Regions from separate parts of the Homo sapiens genome. Here all the other regions are linked to region 3. Evidence: chromatin contacts called from ENCODE Hi-C or POLR2A ChIA-PET data. All regions are on one chromosome and are shown on one strand. Each heading gives the region's core, a stretch centred on a gene start or an enhancer-like site at or near the end of the contact. The rest is flanking DNA. Distances are from core to core; before and after follow the strand shown.

Region 1 (4,812 bases), core at 383-2,882, 200 kb after region 3:
CAGAGTTACCCTGAGAAATTACTATTTCCCATCTACATGATGGGAAGATTCTATCATAACTGTGACTAGATGGATGGATGGATGGATGGATGGATGGATGGATGGATGGTTTATTCATTAATTCAACTTTAAGTGCTTTTTATGTCCCAGGCTCTGTGGTCAACACCAAGTAAAACTAATATGTTCTCTGACTTTAAGGAACTTAGGGCTAGTGGAGGAAAAGAACAAGAAATAAGCAAACACTCAAGTAAACTAAATACTTGGAAATTATGAGAAGAGCAAGGAAGGAAACACAGAACAAAGTATAAGAAAGAATCACTGGGGCAACATTATGGGTAGGGAGGACTCTCTCCCTGGCTCACTGTTCAACCATACTGGCCTCCTGGCTGCTCTTTGTTTTTGTTGTTGTTGTTGTTGTTGTTGTTTGTTTGTTGTTGTTGTTGTTTTTGAGACAAAGTCTTGCTCTATCACTAGGGTGGAGCGCAGTGGTGCGATCTCGGCTCACTGCAACCTCCGCCTCCCGGTTTCAAGCGATTTTCCTGCCTCAGCCTCCCGAGTAGCTGGGACTACAGGGGCGCGCTACCATGCCCAGCTAATTTTTGTATTTTTAGTAGAGATGGGTTTCACCATGTTGGCCAGGATGGTCTTGAACTCCTGACCTTGTGATCCGCCCACCTTGGCCTCCCAAAGTGCTGGGATTACAGGTGTGAGCCACTGCACCCGGCCCTGGCTACTCTTTGGAACCACCAAGCACACTTAGGGCGTTTGCTTTGGCTGTTCCTTCTGCTTAATAAGGGTTTCCCCAGTTACCTACATGGCTAACTCCCTCACCTCCTTAAAGTTTTGTATGCATAGCACCTTCTCAGCAAGACCTTCCTTGACACCACTGTTTAACAACTCATCCTGCCTCTTCCCTGCACTGATGCTGCATCAGCACTCCTTGTCTCCTCCCTGCTCTACTGTATCTTCCCCTTACCACTTTCTAACACAGTTTATTTATGTGTATTTATAATTTATTATATTTATTATGTTTACACTTTGCTTTACCTTGTAGAATGTAAACATCACAAGAGAGCAGGGATCTTTGTTCTGTTCACTGAAATATGGCACATAGTAAGTGCTCAAAAGTATTTACTGAATGAATGTAAATAATGTCCCTGATGTCACACAGCTGGAAAGTGGCATTTCTGTGATTTGTATCTAGTGTTATTTGGCTCCAAAGCTATAGAACCTTATTACTAGGGCTGTTACGGGGCTCAAATGGGTTCACGTGTCAGCCACTTAGCACAGTGCCTGGTAGGAAGGTTAATGTGCCATAAACATGAAATAATAGTTGTTATTATTAATTATTGACAGGGCCCCTCCCTCTTGGGCTCATTTTTCTAAATTTCATAATAGTACAGCAGGCTTTTTGGGGTAAGACGTCAAGCCTGACTTGACAGACACACTGACATGACTCTTAGGAAGGAAAAATGCAGCGGTGCCAGCCCCAGTAGCCTGGAACCCTGCCCCAGCAGGACCCAGTCCTCTATGTGGCCCAGCCTACTTCGTAACTGAGCTGAAACTGTTCACCCACAGGGACTGCAAACAACACAGACTTCCTGTATTTTGAGAAAGGGGAAGTCCAACCAGTGATTTACCTTGAGTCATTTGTTTCGAGACGGAAGCCTCAGCAGTTGGCAGAAAGTATAGGAAGGAGGAAGGCTGCCAGAGGCAAGAAAGGAGACCTGGATTCTAGAAGGAATGCCACTACTTCTCAGCTGACCACACTGAGCAAGTCCCCTCTCTGGCCTTAATTTTCTCACCTGGAAAATGGGACAATGATCTTTACCTCACTGGCTTCTCTAGGCAGTGCTAATATCGATGAGTGCCTGTGTGTGAAGAGCTGGAAATACAGGAATGCATCAGCATCTTGCAACTGGAAGGGCAAAGTTCAGAGGTTAAAAATTTACAAACTATGAAGTCACTTAGATCTGGATTCAAATCCTGCCTCCATCACTTTCTAGCTGTGTGTCCCTGGGCAAGTAATGTAACCTCTCTAAGTCTCAGGATCTTTGGTTTCCTCAGCTGTGAAATAATTTTTCTCCTAAACTGATTTTGAGGATTAAATGAGATATGCATATCAATGGCTATGAAGGAACAAGGAACTGGGCTCAGAGGAATCCTTCAGAAATGGTGATTCTTGTTTTTAATCCTGGATGAGCTCTCACTTCCTCTCTGTGTGATGCCAGTGCCCAGGACAAACCCCTGCTGAGAGTATTTCTTTTTTTTTATTTTTTGAGACAGAGTCTCACTCTGTCACCCAAGCTGGAGTGCAGTGGTGCGATCTCGGCTCACTGCAACCTCCGCCTCTTGGGTTCAAGCGATCCTCCTGCCTCAGCCTCTCGAGTAGCTGGGATTACAGGCACCTATCACCATGCCCAGCTAACTTTTTTTTTTCCCCACCAGGGTGTTCCTGAGTTTATTTGAGGCACAGCCGGGCGAGGGCCCTGTACCTAGAAGAAGGTGTTGGGTCTCCTGGTGAAGCGTGGCTTCTGCTGATGGCACAGCACCAAGTGGGGCAGCAGGAACTTGATCTTGGAGTCGTGGAATTGCTTGACAACTGGCCACCAGCACTTGCTGGCCGCAATCTCCTCCACCTTCATGATCTGGATGAAGTTGGCCCGGGCGCGGTACTGGGTGCCCATGTCTTGGTAGCACTGGGTGACAGCGCCCATGGTGGTTAGGTCCCGGTATTCCCTGTACATGTTGTGGGTGCTGCTCCGGGAGTCATAGCGCAGCCAGATGCCAAAGTTCTTCACCCACAGTGGGTACTTCTCAAACACCTGCCCACAGTTGACAGTCTCCCCTGAAGACTTCTTCATCTTCTTTAATTGAGATAGGAAGTACCAGAAGTGGAACTTGGCGACTACATGATTAGGCGCAAAGATTTGCATGTGGTAGAGGGGCAGTGTGTGGCATTTGGGGGTGGGCAGGCAGTGACACACCACCTTGTACTCTTGTTGTGTGCCCAAGGCCTTCATGGCTTTCTGTCCACCTTTGCCACCACCCACAAAAGGAAAAGGCTAATTTTTGTATTTTTAGTAGAGATGGGGTTTCACCATCTTGGCCACTCCCGACCTAAACTGATCCACCCACCTTGGCCTTCAAAAGTGCTGGGATTATAGGCGTGAGCCACTGCACCCGGCTCCCTTCTGAGTATTTAATAGAAATACCTCCATCTGTGGGACCACAGATAATTATTAAAATAGAGAATAATTTTATGTATTTATTTTTACTTATGACAAAACTTAATAAATTCATGGCAGAAAAAAACTTAAGCAAATAAGTAAAAATAAGAAAATAGAGATTACATATAACTTCATCACCTAGAGATAATCACTATTAACAGTTGGGTTAACTCTCCTGGATTTCTTTTTAAGGCATATTTAACAAGATGTTAAATGCAAGTTTCCCGTCATTTTGGCTTTGGGGCAGAGGCAAGGACCACTACATCCAGGCATGCTGAAGGATGGAGAAACCAGTTCTACCAGCATTAATCCCATCACCCCCAGAGTGTGTGTGTGTGTGTGTGTGTGTGTGTGTGTGTGTGTGTGTGTATGAGAGAGAGAGAGAAGACAGAAGAGAGAAGAGGGCTAGTTTAGAGAGATGTATTTTAGAGGCAATTGTGGTTTTTTGTTTTGTTTTTGAGTCAGGGTCTCACTCTGTCACCCAGGCTGGAGTATGGTGGCACAATCACTGCTCACTGCAACCTTGAATTCCTGGGCTCAAGTGATCCTTCCACCAAGCCTCTCAAGTAGCTAGGACTACAGGTGCGTGTTACCATGCCCAGTTAGGTTTTTTTTACTTTTTTATGGAGATGGGATCTTGCTGTGTTGCCCAGGCTGGTCTCGAACTCCTGGCCTCAAGCAATCATCCCCGTTAGGCCTCCCAAAGTGCTGGAATTACAGGCATGTAGGGCAGTTGTCTGGAGAGCAGATCCAATCCACTGTTTGCTATCTCAGTGGCCTTGGGTAAGTCACTTCACCTCTCTGGGCCTTAATTTCATCTGCCAAGTGGGAGTTATGATGATAGTACTTCCCTCATAAATCACTGTGGGGGGCCGGGTGAGGTGGCTCACACCTGTAATTCCAGCACTTTGGGAGGCCAAGGCAGGCAGATCACCTGAGGTCAGGATTTTAACACCAGGCTGGCAACATGGTGAAACCCTGTCTCTACAAAAATACAAAAATGAGCCGGACATGATGGCGAGTGCCTGTAATCCCAGCTGCTAGGGAGGCTGAGGTGGAAGAATCACTTGAACGCAGAAGGCGGAGGTTGCAGTGAGCCGAGATTGCGCCACTGCACTTCAGCCTGGGCAAGAGAGCAAGATTCTGTCTCAAAAAAAAAAAAAAATCACTGTGAGGATAACAGATGTATGTAGCATTTAATACGGTGTTTTGCACAAGTAAATGTATACAACTTTTTTTTTCTTTGAGACGGAATCTCGCTCTATTGCCCAGGCTGGAGTGCAGTGACAGGGTTTCACCATGTTGGCCAGGCTGGTGTCAAACTCCTGACCTCAAGTGATCCACCCACCTCTGCCTCCCAAAGTGCTGGGATTACAGGTGTGAGCCACCATGCCCAGCCACTTCTCAACTTATGTCCCAATAAACCCATCATACGTTGAAAATATTGTGAGCAGAAAATGCATTTGATAAACCTAACCTAACCATCATAGCTTAGCCTAGCCTATCTTAAACATGCTCAGAAGACTTGCACTAGCCTTCAGTTGGACAAAATTATATAACACGAAGCCTATTTTTAAGGTTT
Region 2 (4,368 bases), core at 1,472-3,971, 190 kb before region 3:
GTGAGTACCCATGGCCAGGGCCATGGCTCAGAGGCACCAGGAGGACAGAGGCAGAGAAGCTGGGAGCTGGGAGCTGGAGAAGGGTGGGGAGGAAGCACTAGGGGCAGGGGCAGGAGATAAGGGGTGGGATAAAGAAGGGGGCCTGGAAGGCTGAGTGGGAGCTTTGGTACAGCCTCGAAGAGTCATGAAGGGTGGGGCTCCAGACTGAAACAGAGAAAGTTCCTGCGATGCCACCTTTCCTTCTCCTCCTAGAGTGAAACAGAAGTGTCCCCTTATCAGAAACTCCTCAAAATTAATCAGGATGGGCAGAGTGGTTCATGCCCAGGTGGTCCTGGACACCCAGACATCCATATACTTGACAGAAATGGAGTCTTCCCCTTCCCACCATCCTTACAAGGACTGGCCACCTCTAACTCAAGGGCCAAAGATGCTTTCCAGCTTCAGCGTGCCTCCATTGCCCTCCCAGCGGCCCCCATTCTAATCAGGGTCAGGTGAGCTTGTTTGGGCAGGATATACTCAGGATAGCACCAACTCTTTCCTTTGCACCTATCCCTGAGGGGTGCAAAGGTCCTTAGGAGCCTACCAGGTCCCTAAGATTTAGGAGAATGCCCTGGGAAAATGGCAGCATACTCCCTGGGTGGCAGTAGCATGCAGCCCCAGCTAGGGCTCAGTCACTGTGGGTCGTGTCTCATACCTCCCATTCTGAAGTCTGCTCCTTCGGGCTCTTGACACACTATCCCGAAAGTAACACAGTCCCACCCCTCCCTTTGCTCTTATGGCCAGGACGTGACCCTCGGAGCTTGTCTGGTCTTGCTCCCGCACATTTGTTCTTGGCTCTGAGTTCATCATTTGAGGCGCATCTCTATCCCCAGGGAACAGCCTCTTAGACACAAGGCATGAAATAGACTTCCATCTCCTCGGGAACTGGACAGCCACACTGTGATGCTGCTGCCCAAAGCTGACTGTGTCTGCAGGTTGCTTGTCCCTATGTCCTACTCCACTGGGGTCGTGATGCCTGCCTGTCTGCCTCCCTCCCCAGAGCAGGGCATACACCCACAGAGGAAAAAGCACAGCTGCGCTATCGCAGAGTTCTAGGGAAAGCACCCTGTCAAGGCACCAGCACATCCACACTGATGCAGAGCTAGACTCCCACGGAGGTCGAGGTGTCATGCAGAGAACACCATGGATCCTGCACCCTGCAGGATGGGATTCAGACATGAGGACGGCTCCAGGCGGTCCGCTTCCTCTGCTGTTGTTGTCTCTAGGCCCCTCTGAATCTAACTTTGACTAGAAAATGACCAAAAGGATACATCGAACTTGATCCCCTGGAGGGCAGTCTCATCTTGGCTCAGCCCTGGGTTCAGCAGTGGGTTAGACCTGGAAGGTGGTCCTAGGGCATCCATCTCGCTTCCCAGGACGCTAAGGAGGTGGTGGCTTCAGCGTATCCTGGGGATATCGGTCTCCTCTAGGATGAGCCCCTCACAGAGGGTTCTGAAGGGAACTCGGCTTTGGTGTAGCCCCAGAGCGGCTCTCCCCACCCACCCCTGCACCCAGCCTGGGTCAGGATGCAACGAGCCTCTAGAGAAAGGCAGGCGCTCCCCTTGGACTCCCCCTTCCTTTCTGCTTCTACTGTCCTGCCCTTCCTCATAGCCGCTCCTGGGCTAAACAGTTGTGTCCTGTGGCTGAGTCCACATCGAGCAGGTAAAAGGCGCCTCGTTTCCTGTGATTCCAGGCCCAGCCAGGTAACCTGGTGCAGGTAGCTAGGAGCCTAGGCGGCACTGTTCCTTTGTCCCCTCAGCTCATCTTCACGCCCACGGCCACCGTCGCTACTGTGCAGCCTGAGCTCGGCACTGGCTCCCCCGCCCGGCCCCCCACCCCCGCCCAGGTGAGGACTCCATGCTTGTGGGAGGGCAGGGGGGTGGGCACCCCTGTAGAGGGGCACTGATACTGGGGAGGGGCACAAGGAGAGGCCGGGATCAGCTAGGAAAGCAGGCGGGAGACAGGACACCCCAATGCCCCCAGGCCTGCGCGTCTACCCTGTTCCAGAAGGCCTCAGTCCCTCCTGGCTCTGTTTCGTTCCCTCAAACACAGGTCAGGAGCCAGAGGGCAGCCTGCTGAGGCCAGCATGATTTGCCAGGGAGGGGTGGGCTGTGCTACCCTCCATACTTTACACCTGCCCCAGCATAGCTGGTCTGGCTGCTGCTGCTTCATAAGTGGAAAGTCCCGCTCCGGTTACACACGGTAGTGCTGCTAGGACTCGAGAAAAATGACATGTAAGAGGGAGCAGAGACGTGTCCTGCTCTGCTAGGAGCGCACAGATACTACCGTGGCTGGGAAGATTCTGTGGGCAGCCGGGGAAGGAACCCCTAGCACTCGCATCTCCCCATCCTCATCTACGGAATGGGGAGGGTGATGGGACAGGGCTGGTAGCCGGATTTTCAGAGTCTGGCACAGCCTCCCTGTGTCCAGCAGAGGGCGCCAGGGACCGGGCTGAGTAAGCATGCCGGCCGTCTTGGAAGAGCCGGTGGCAACCTTATTCTGAGACAAGATATTTGCCCGGTGGCCTTCCTGGTCAGTTAACTTCCACTTTTGCCCTGGCCTTTTCCAGTGTGGGAAGCCCCATGCTCCCCCTCACTGGGAATTATTTCTGGGTGGTGTGCATCCAATCCTGAAAGTGTTGGGGAGGAGGGAGGGCAACAGAAGGGACAGAGCCTGGCCTCCCCACCCCTGCCCGCCCAGCTGGGCAGCAGGTCCTTCTCAGAACTCAGCCTCTTCTGCTGCTGGATGCAGTCACAGCGAACCCTCTGGCCCTCTTTAGCAACTCCACGTGCTTCTGGTTCCTCTTCTAGCCCCTAACACATTCTCTCTCTCTGATTTGACAACCTCCTGTTCTATTCAGCCATTCCTGGATCCATCCCTCTCTCCCTCTTAGTTGTATACTGGCATTGCTCCTGCCACATTCTCTGGACTCCCACAGACCCCTCTTTTCCAGGTACAGAACTTGACCCTCCGAACACAGCAGACACCAGCGGCAGCAGCCTCGGGCCCCACCCCCACTCAGCCTGTCCTGCCCAGCTTGGCCCTGAAACCCACGCCGGGCGGTAGCCAGCCTCTGCCTACCCCAGCACAGAGCAGAAATACTGCTCAGGCTTCCCCTGCAGGTGCCAAGCCTGGCATAGCTGACAGTGTGATGGAGCCACACAAGAAAGGAGATGGCAACAGCAGTGTGCCAGGGAGCATGGAAGGCCGGGCTGGGCTCAGCCGGACGGTTCCTGCTGTGGCTGCCCACCCCCTCATTGCACCAGGTAAGGTCTTCAGGAAGCAGGAATCCTTTCCCAGAAAACTCAGGGCCGTGAGTCAGGAGGAGACTTTCACACTTTCCTTTTTCCCATGGATTTGCAAAGATACCAGCCATGGATCTCTCTCTCCTCCCTCCCTATCTCAAAATGTCCATCAGCTCCTGGCTCTGTGCCATGCTTCTGGTCTAACTTTACGCAGGGCAGCCATGTTAGTTGGAATAAAGGAGTCCTTCTGCACTGTAGGCACAGCGATGAATCAGGGTACGCAGCCACAGCGGTGGAGCTGTGGGCACAACCTGGAGTGGCTGGAGGCAGGCAGTTGAACTATTTTGAAATTCTCCAAGACTCAGCAAAAAGGCCAGGGGCTAGCCAGAAGCATGTAAGAACCAGACAGAGAGATGGGAATGTAGGAAGTTTATTTTTCTCATCATTCAGCAAGCATTTGTTGATTAGTATTTGCCAATCATGTTGCCAATTCTAGGTGTGCAGAGATAAATGAGACTCAGGTCCTGCCCTCCACAGTGTAGCTGGGGAGACAGAGAGTGCAGTGCATATGCCATAATAGATCTAAGCTCTGAACACTGTCAGAACAGAAGAGCTATGTGGCTTGAGGAGAGGAGCTAGGAAAGGCTTGCTAGTGAGGGTAACACTTGAGAATAAATCTAGGAGCTTGCTTGTGAGGCAGGTCCGATGAATCCACATGCCCTGCTAGACCCCTTTCCCTGCCTACTAAAACTCTCCCTGTGCTGCCCATTGTAGGCAATCTTTAATGGGAAAATCTGCCAAGAGCCCAAGAAGCCAGGCCTATCGATCTAGGTAACAAGACCACCCTGTTTTACCATAGAAATAAATAGAGTGGCGAAGCACATGGCTTTGCATTAAAGAGAGGGTCACGCTGATCGCATCCCTGAGACAACCACTAACCTCAGTCCTCTCTCAAACCATTTTACCATCCAATCTAATCTGTGGGGTTTTTTCTTGAGAAAATACATCAAGAATATATCTCAATACATCTTTGTCAAAATAAGATAGGATTTTTATTTTTCCCTAGAGTGTGCAGTCAAAAGAA
Region 3 (4,845 bases), core at 1,630-4,129:
GTAGTCCCAGCTACTAGGGAGGCTGAGATAGGAGAATCACTTGGACCTGGGAGGCAGAGGTTGCAGTGAGCCAAGATCATGCCACTGTGCTCCAGCCAGGGTGACAGAGCGAGACTCCATCTCAAATAAATAAATAATAAAAACAGCTGCAAAATAGTATGGAGAAAGCTGGGCTGCTGCAACAAAAGACCCAAAATACAATGGCTCTTAGAAAATAAGTTTACTTCTCACTCTGTAGTCCATGTCAGGGTGGCTGTACTTCATGCAGTCATTCAGGAACCCAGGATCCTCCCATATCTTTGCTCCATCAGCCCTTTTGAAGCATTATTGAAGCTGTGTCCCTGGTACATCTATGTTCCAACTCAAGAGAAGAGAAAATGGAGCATGGGAGAGCAAAAGCTTCATGCCTTAAGGTCTATTTCTATTTATGTTCTATTAGAAAGATTTTAGTCACCAAGTCTCACTCGGCTGCAAGAACAGCTGGGATGTATGATCTCTAGTGGACCAGCCATTCCTCCGACTGCTACTCTACTACATAGAAGAACAGGAGGATGAAGTTTAGTGGACAGCTAGCAATTTCCATCACATCTCCTTTATTTGAGCCTTGGTATCTTCCTCTATAAAACGGGGATAATAATATAAACTAGTTAAGGCTGCTTTGGGACTGAAATCCAATAATATATGTGAGAATGCTTAGCAAGCCCTACTGTGCCTGATAAGAATTTCTCATTGATTTTGCCCTCTAGACTGCCAGCTCCTTGGGAGCAAGGAGCATAGTTTATTCCACCTCCTCACAAAGACCTGCTTGGAGTCAGCATCAGTAAATACATGTTGAATAATGAAGTCACTGTTTCATCCATCATCAAGCCTTTTTTTTTTTCATTTCATTTCAAATGCTTCAATAATTTAGACTCTGCCCTGTTCACTTTCCCCACCCCCTCATTAGGGGTGCACGTCAGTATATCAGTTGGGATTCTCTGGGTTGCAAAGTGACAATGCACTACTGTTAAACTGGCTTATGCAATAAGATGGACCATCTCACATATCCTGAAGTCCAGACTCTGCATCAGAATAAAAGCTTCTCTTCCCTAGGACTCTCTTGGCCTTGCCCTCCCTTCTGTATTTGCTGCATCCTCAGACTGGGAGCAAGATGGCTGTTGCAATTCCAAGCATTGCCACCAAACATATCCCAGCAAAGGGGGCAGACTGTTTTGCAAAGTAAAGAGACCATTTCCTGAAAACCCCTCTCTGCCATAGGCTTCCCCTTTAGTTTTTCAGGCTGGACCTGCCCAAACCGTCACTGGCAAGAGGAATGAGACCACCATAATGGACTTGGACCAAACAAGACTCACTCCATGAGACCACCATAATGGACTTGGACCAAACAAGACTCACTCCTGGAAATGGGCTGGGGTCAGCCTTCCTTGGGTCACTTGGGGAAGGGGGCCACCTGACCAAAATCAGGGCTCTGCCCATAAGAAAATGTTGAGAAACTGCTGTTGCATGAGCAACCAACTATTTTTCTCGCAATGATGGAGATTCTGGGCCAGATGAGGGTGTGATGGAGAAAGTGTTAACCATAGAGAACTAAACTGAGAGCTTTTTCATAAACTGTACCTCAATAAAGTTTAACACCAATGAAGATATTTCTGGAGGAGGCAGAAACTGGTAGCCACCCTCTATGGCTCATTTCCCTCACCCCCGTATCCAACCATCACCAAATGTCACCGTGTCTGTACTTGCAATACCCTAGTCTTCTCTCCTTACCCACTGCTGAGGCCCCAGTTCGGGTCTCACCTCCTGCAGGCACGATGACAACAGCACCTTAGGGGTGCCCAGTCTTTCCTTCCTCCTGCAACCCAGGGCGTTGATGCGGTTATTCAGCTACACACCTTTACTGTGTGCTGAGTGCTGTGCATCCGCAGACACATTGGAAAAGCTCCCTGTCTTCTTCACCTTGCAGATGGTATAATGATTATCTCCAAGACTTCCTGAAACCCAATCGGACCAGGTCATTCCCTTGCCTGAAAGCCCCATGCCTTCAAGAAATTCTTTACCATGACCCACAATGCCCTCCAGCCCACCCAGGCTCCTTCTCCACCCCACCCCCAACAGTACAGAATTACTAGCACTTCCTTCACTGCGCCCTCCCCTTTCACGCCTCTATGCTTTTGCACAGGCTGTCTCCTCTGCCTAGAAATCCCTTATCCCCTCTCCATCTGGCACACAAGACAAGTTCTCCTATTACTTTTTCTCCCTCTCTCCTGCTCCACCCCTCACCGCCTTACACACACACACACACACACACACACACACACACAAATACAGCACTCCAGAATTGTTTGCCAATGGAGGCAGCCTCCGGGGCCAGATGTTAGCCAGGGCTTTCCAAACTTCTCCCCAAGCACTCCTTAAGAAAGTGAAGAGGAAATGGGACCCCAGGGCTTAGGAGTGTGAGGGCCTTGAACTCGCTCTAAGCAAGCAGGGCATTTCAAGAGTTTTATCTTTATATTTTATGCAGAAGTTGTATTCCAAATATATTCTTGTTCGTTTTAATACAAAATATGATTTTTTCTACATCTTCAAATCGATGATCCAGAAAGATGCTCCTTGTTTATTTGTTGTGCTCTCAAATTAGCTGCTCCGCCTCGCCGCGGGGACCCTAAGCGAGACCTGGATGCAGTTCCAAGTACACACCCCGAAGGAACAGCTGGGCTTCGCTTCCCTGGGAGCTGGAGGATGGTGGGGGTGGGGCGGGGTCAACCGGCTGGTGGCCCCGCCCCTCCCCCGCCCGCTGCGGGGGCGGAGTTGCTTGGGTCCCGCCCACGGGGGCGGGGAGGCAGCCGCGGCCACCGGCAGCTCGGATTCGGCTGGTTCCGGGTTGAGAGGCTGCGCTGGACCGAAGCGGTGGCTGCTAAGCTCGCGGGGGTAAGGGGTCGCGCTGGGCCAGGGTTTGGGGCCGGGATCCGGCAGCTGAGCGGGCCGGCACCCCTCCTCTTCTCTGCCGGTCACAGCCAATGTACGGCTCGGCCTGGCTGCCCCCTCCCCCAGGATTCCCCATCCCCAGCTTCTCGCCCTCCCCGCACCGCCCCCACCCCGGGATTTCGACCCCCTTAAGGGCTCCACCCCGCTCCGGGATCCCCTTCTCCCAGCTCCTATCCCTTAGGACTGCCCCGCCCCCTAGAACCTCCCCGTCAGGATCTCCGTCCCTCAGCCGCTCACAGCCTCCTCCCAGCGCCCATCGCCTTGAGCTGCCCACTACCTCTAGACTGCCCTCCCGGGCTGGCGTCCCACGGAGTCTCAGCCGCGCACCCCTTCCTCGCGTTACCCTCCTTCCGGACAGCACCCCCTCCCTTCTCCGGTAGCTCCTACCCCTGCCTGTGCGGGCCTCGTCCCCGCGCCCAGCCCTCGGTGCTGCCTCCGACAGCGCCGCGCTCTCTCAGCCGCCCCCCTGCCCCTCGGGCCCCCCTCTCTGCTGCCCCTGGCGCCATGGCGTGCAGCCTCAAGGACGAGCTGCTGTGCTCCATCTGCCTGAGCATCTACCAGGACCCGGTGAGCCTGGGCTGCGAGCATTACTTCTGCCGCCGCTGCATCACGGAGCACTGGGTGCGGCAGGAGGCGCAGGGCGCCCGCGACTGCCCCGAGTGCCGGCGCACGTTCGCCGAGCCCGCGCTGGCGCCCAGCCTCAAGCTGGCCAACATCGTGGAGCGCTACAGCTCCTTCCCGCTGGACGCCATCCTCAACGCGCGCCGCGCCGCGCGACCCTGCCAGGCGCACGACAAGGTCAAGCTCTTCTGCCTCACGGACCGCGCGCTTCTCTGCTTCTTCTGCGACGAGCCTGCACTGCACGAGCAGCATCAGGTCACCGGCATCGACGACGCCTTCGACGAGCTGCAGGTGCGCTACCCGGCCTGCCTGGGGAAGGGGCGGGGCCGGGCTGGAGGTGGGGCCGGGCGGGGGGTGGGGTCAGGGCTGGACCGCGGGCCAGGCCCAGTCAGAATGGTCCTGGGGCGGGGCCGCCAGCAAGGTCAGGGCCCTATCAGGAGTAACGCGGGGCAGGGAGGGGCGGGGCCGCCGCATGGCGGGGCCGTGGGGGCGGGGCCTTGGGCAGTCCGGACCCTGAGGGATCTGAGACAGACCTGGAGTACCGGCTGGTCCGCGGTTAGGGAGAAGTCGGGGATGCGGATGGGATGGCGGAAACAAGTGAGATCAGAACTGGACCAGATACTGGGCTGGGGCAGGGTTGTGGACGAACCGGAATCAGAGTTGGGCAAAGGCAGGGCCACTGTCAGACTGAGGGCGAGGTCGCGAGGATGGGTCTGTATTAAACCGGGTAGCTGAGCTCTGGCAGGCTGGGGGTTCTGTGGGGGCGGAGACCGGATCAGATGTGCATCAGGACTAAGAGGAGTACGGGGGCTAGAATGTGCTGGACAGGTGAGGGTGAAACCTAATAGAGTGGTATAAGTTAGGGTGCCAAAGTGCTGAGAGGGCAGGTTTGAGTACCGAGGGTTAGGCCAAGGTGTATGAGGGGTTAAGACTGAGATCAGGTCCGGATACTCTACAACAAGTTTAGATTTAAGCCAGAGTAGAGGCCAGGTTGAGTGGGGCCAGGACTTAAAGGTAAAGATTTGGAGAATAAGGCCCAGATGTAAGGTGATTCAAGAAGGGAGGGGCTAGACCTCTAGGAGTCTCTAGAGGTTTTTGATGACCTCTTTGGCTCTGTCCCCCACATCAGGACTTTTGAAGACTAAGTGAAACGGTACATGCAGAGTGACCTGAGCATAGTTGGCATAGAACTCTAATCGGTCTCCCTTAAGACTTCCTGTCTTCACTGACAAACTCCTA

The links. A loop is a pair of places that touch in the nucleus more often than their neighbours do. ChIA-PET counts read pairs that join two places held with the same protein, here RNA polymerase II (POLR2A). Pooled maps may share reads with other maps.
Region 1: a pooled map shows a loop between it and region 3 (5-fold over the local background). The contact joins the enhancer-like site here to the promoter of TRIM62 in region 3. A Hi-C loop is called at or near these places in 1 of 37 single-sample maps with no recorded cell type and 4 of 50 pooled maps. POLR2A ChIA-PET finds 5 or more read pairs at or near these places in 5 of 52 experiments (CD4-positive, alpha-beta memory T cell, MCF 10A, WTC11 and 2 more).
Region 2: a loop to region 3 is called in a map of dorsolateral prefrontal cortex, with 2.0 times the contacts of the local background. The contact joins the enhancer-like site here to the promoter of TRIM62 in region 3. A Hi-C loop is called at or near these places in 8 of 168 maps with a recorded cell type or tissue (B cell, CD14-positive monocyte, CD4-positive, alpha-beta T cell and 5 more), 7 of 37 single-sample maps with no recorded cell type and 15 of 50 pooled maps. POLR2A ChIA-PET finds 5 or more read pairs at or near these places in 9 of 52 experiments (CD4-positive, alpha-beta T cell, GM10248, GM12878 and 6 more).

Annotation. Positions count from the first base shown.
Region 1 is chr1:32,978,156-32,982,967 of GRCh38, reverse strand. It overlaps the pseudogene RPL18AP4. Among named protein-coding and RNA genes, the nearest start is that of RNF19B, 16 kb to the right of the region's middle. RefSeq lists enhancers at 1,204-2,403, 1,907-2,523. Within about 2 kb of position 1,632, at least 33 of the 41 ENCODE cell types and tissues checked have a DNase peak (open chromatin) inside an H3K27ac peak, as active enhancers do.
Region 2 is chr1:33,366,053-33,370,420 of GRCh38, reverse strand. It overlaps PHC2 (polyhomeotic homolog 2), which reads left to right. Exons shown (of 15, transcript NM_001385109.1): 6 at 1,799-1,885; 7 at 2,993-3,305. Among named protein-coding and RNA genes, the nearest start is that of PHC2-AS1, 18 kb to the right of the region's middle. RefSeq lists an enhancer at 2,783-3,686. Within about 2 kb of position 2,721, at least 11 of the 41 ENCODE cell types and tissues checked have a DNase peak (open chromatin) inside an H3K27ac peak, as active enhancers do; they include dorsolateral prefrontal cortex and psoas muscle, where a contact is called at or near this core.
Region 3 is chr1:33,180,077-33,184,921 of GRCh38, reverse strand. TRIM62 (tripartite motif containing 62) reads left to right here and starts at 2,879. Exons shown (of 5, transcript NM_018207.3): 1 at 2,879-3,897. The coding sequence starts at 3,490. It also overlaps a transcript of ZNF362 not described here. RefSeq lists silencers at 2,705-3,014, 3,245-3,314, 3,905-4,104 and an enhancer at 4,187-4,356.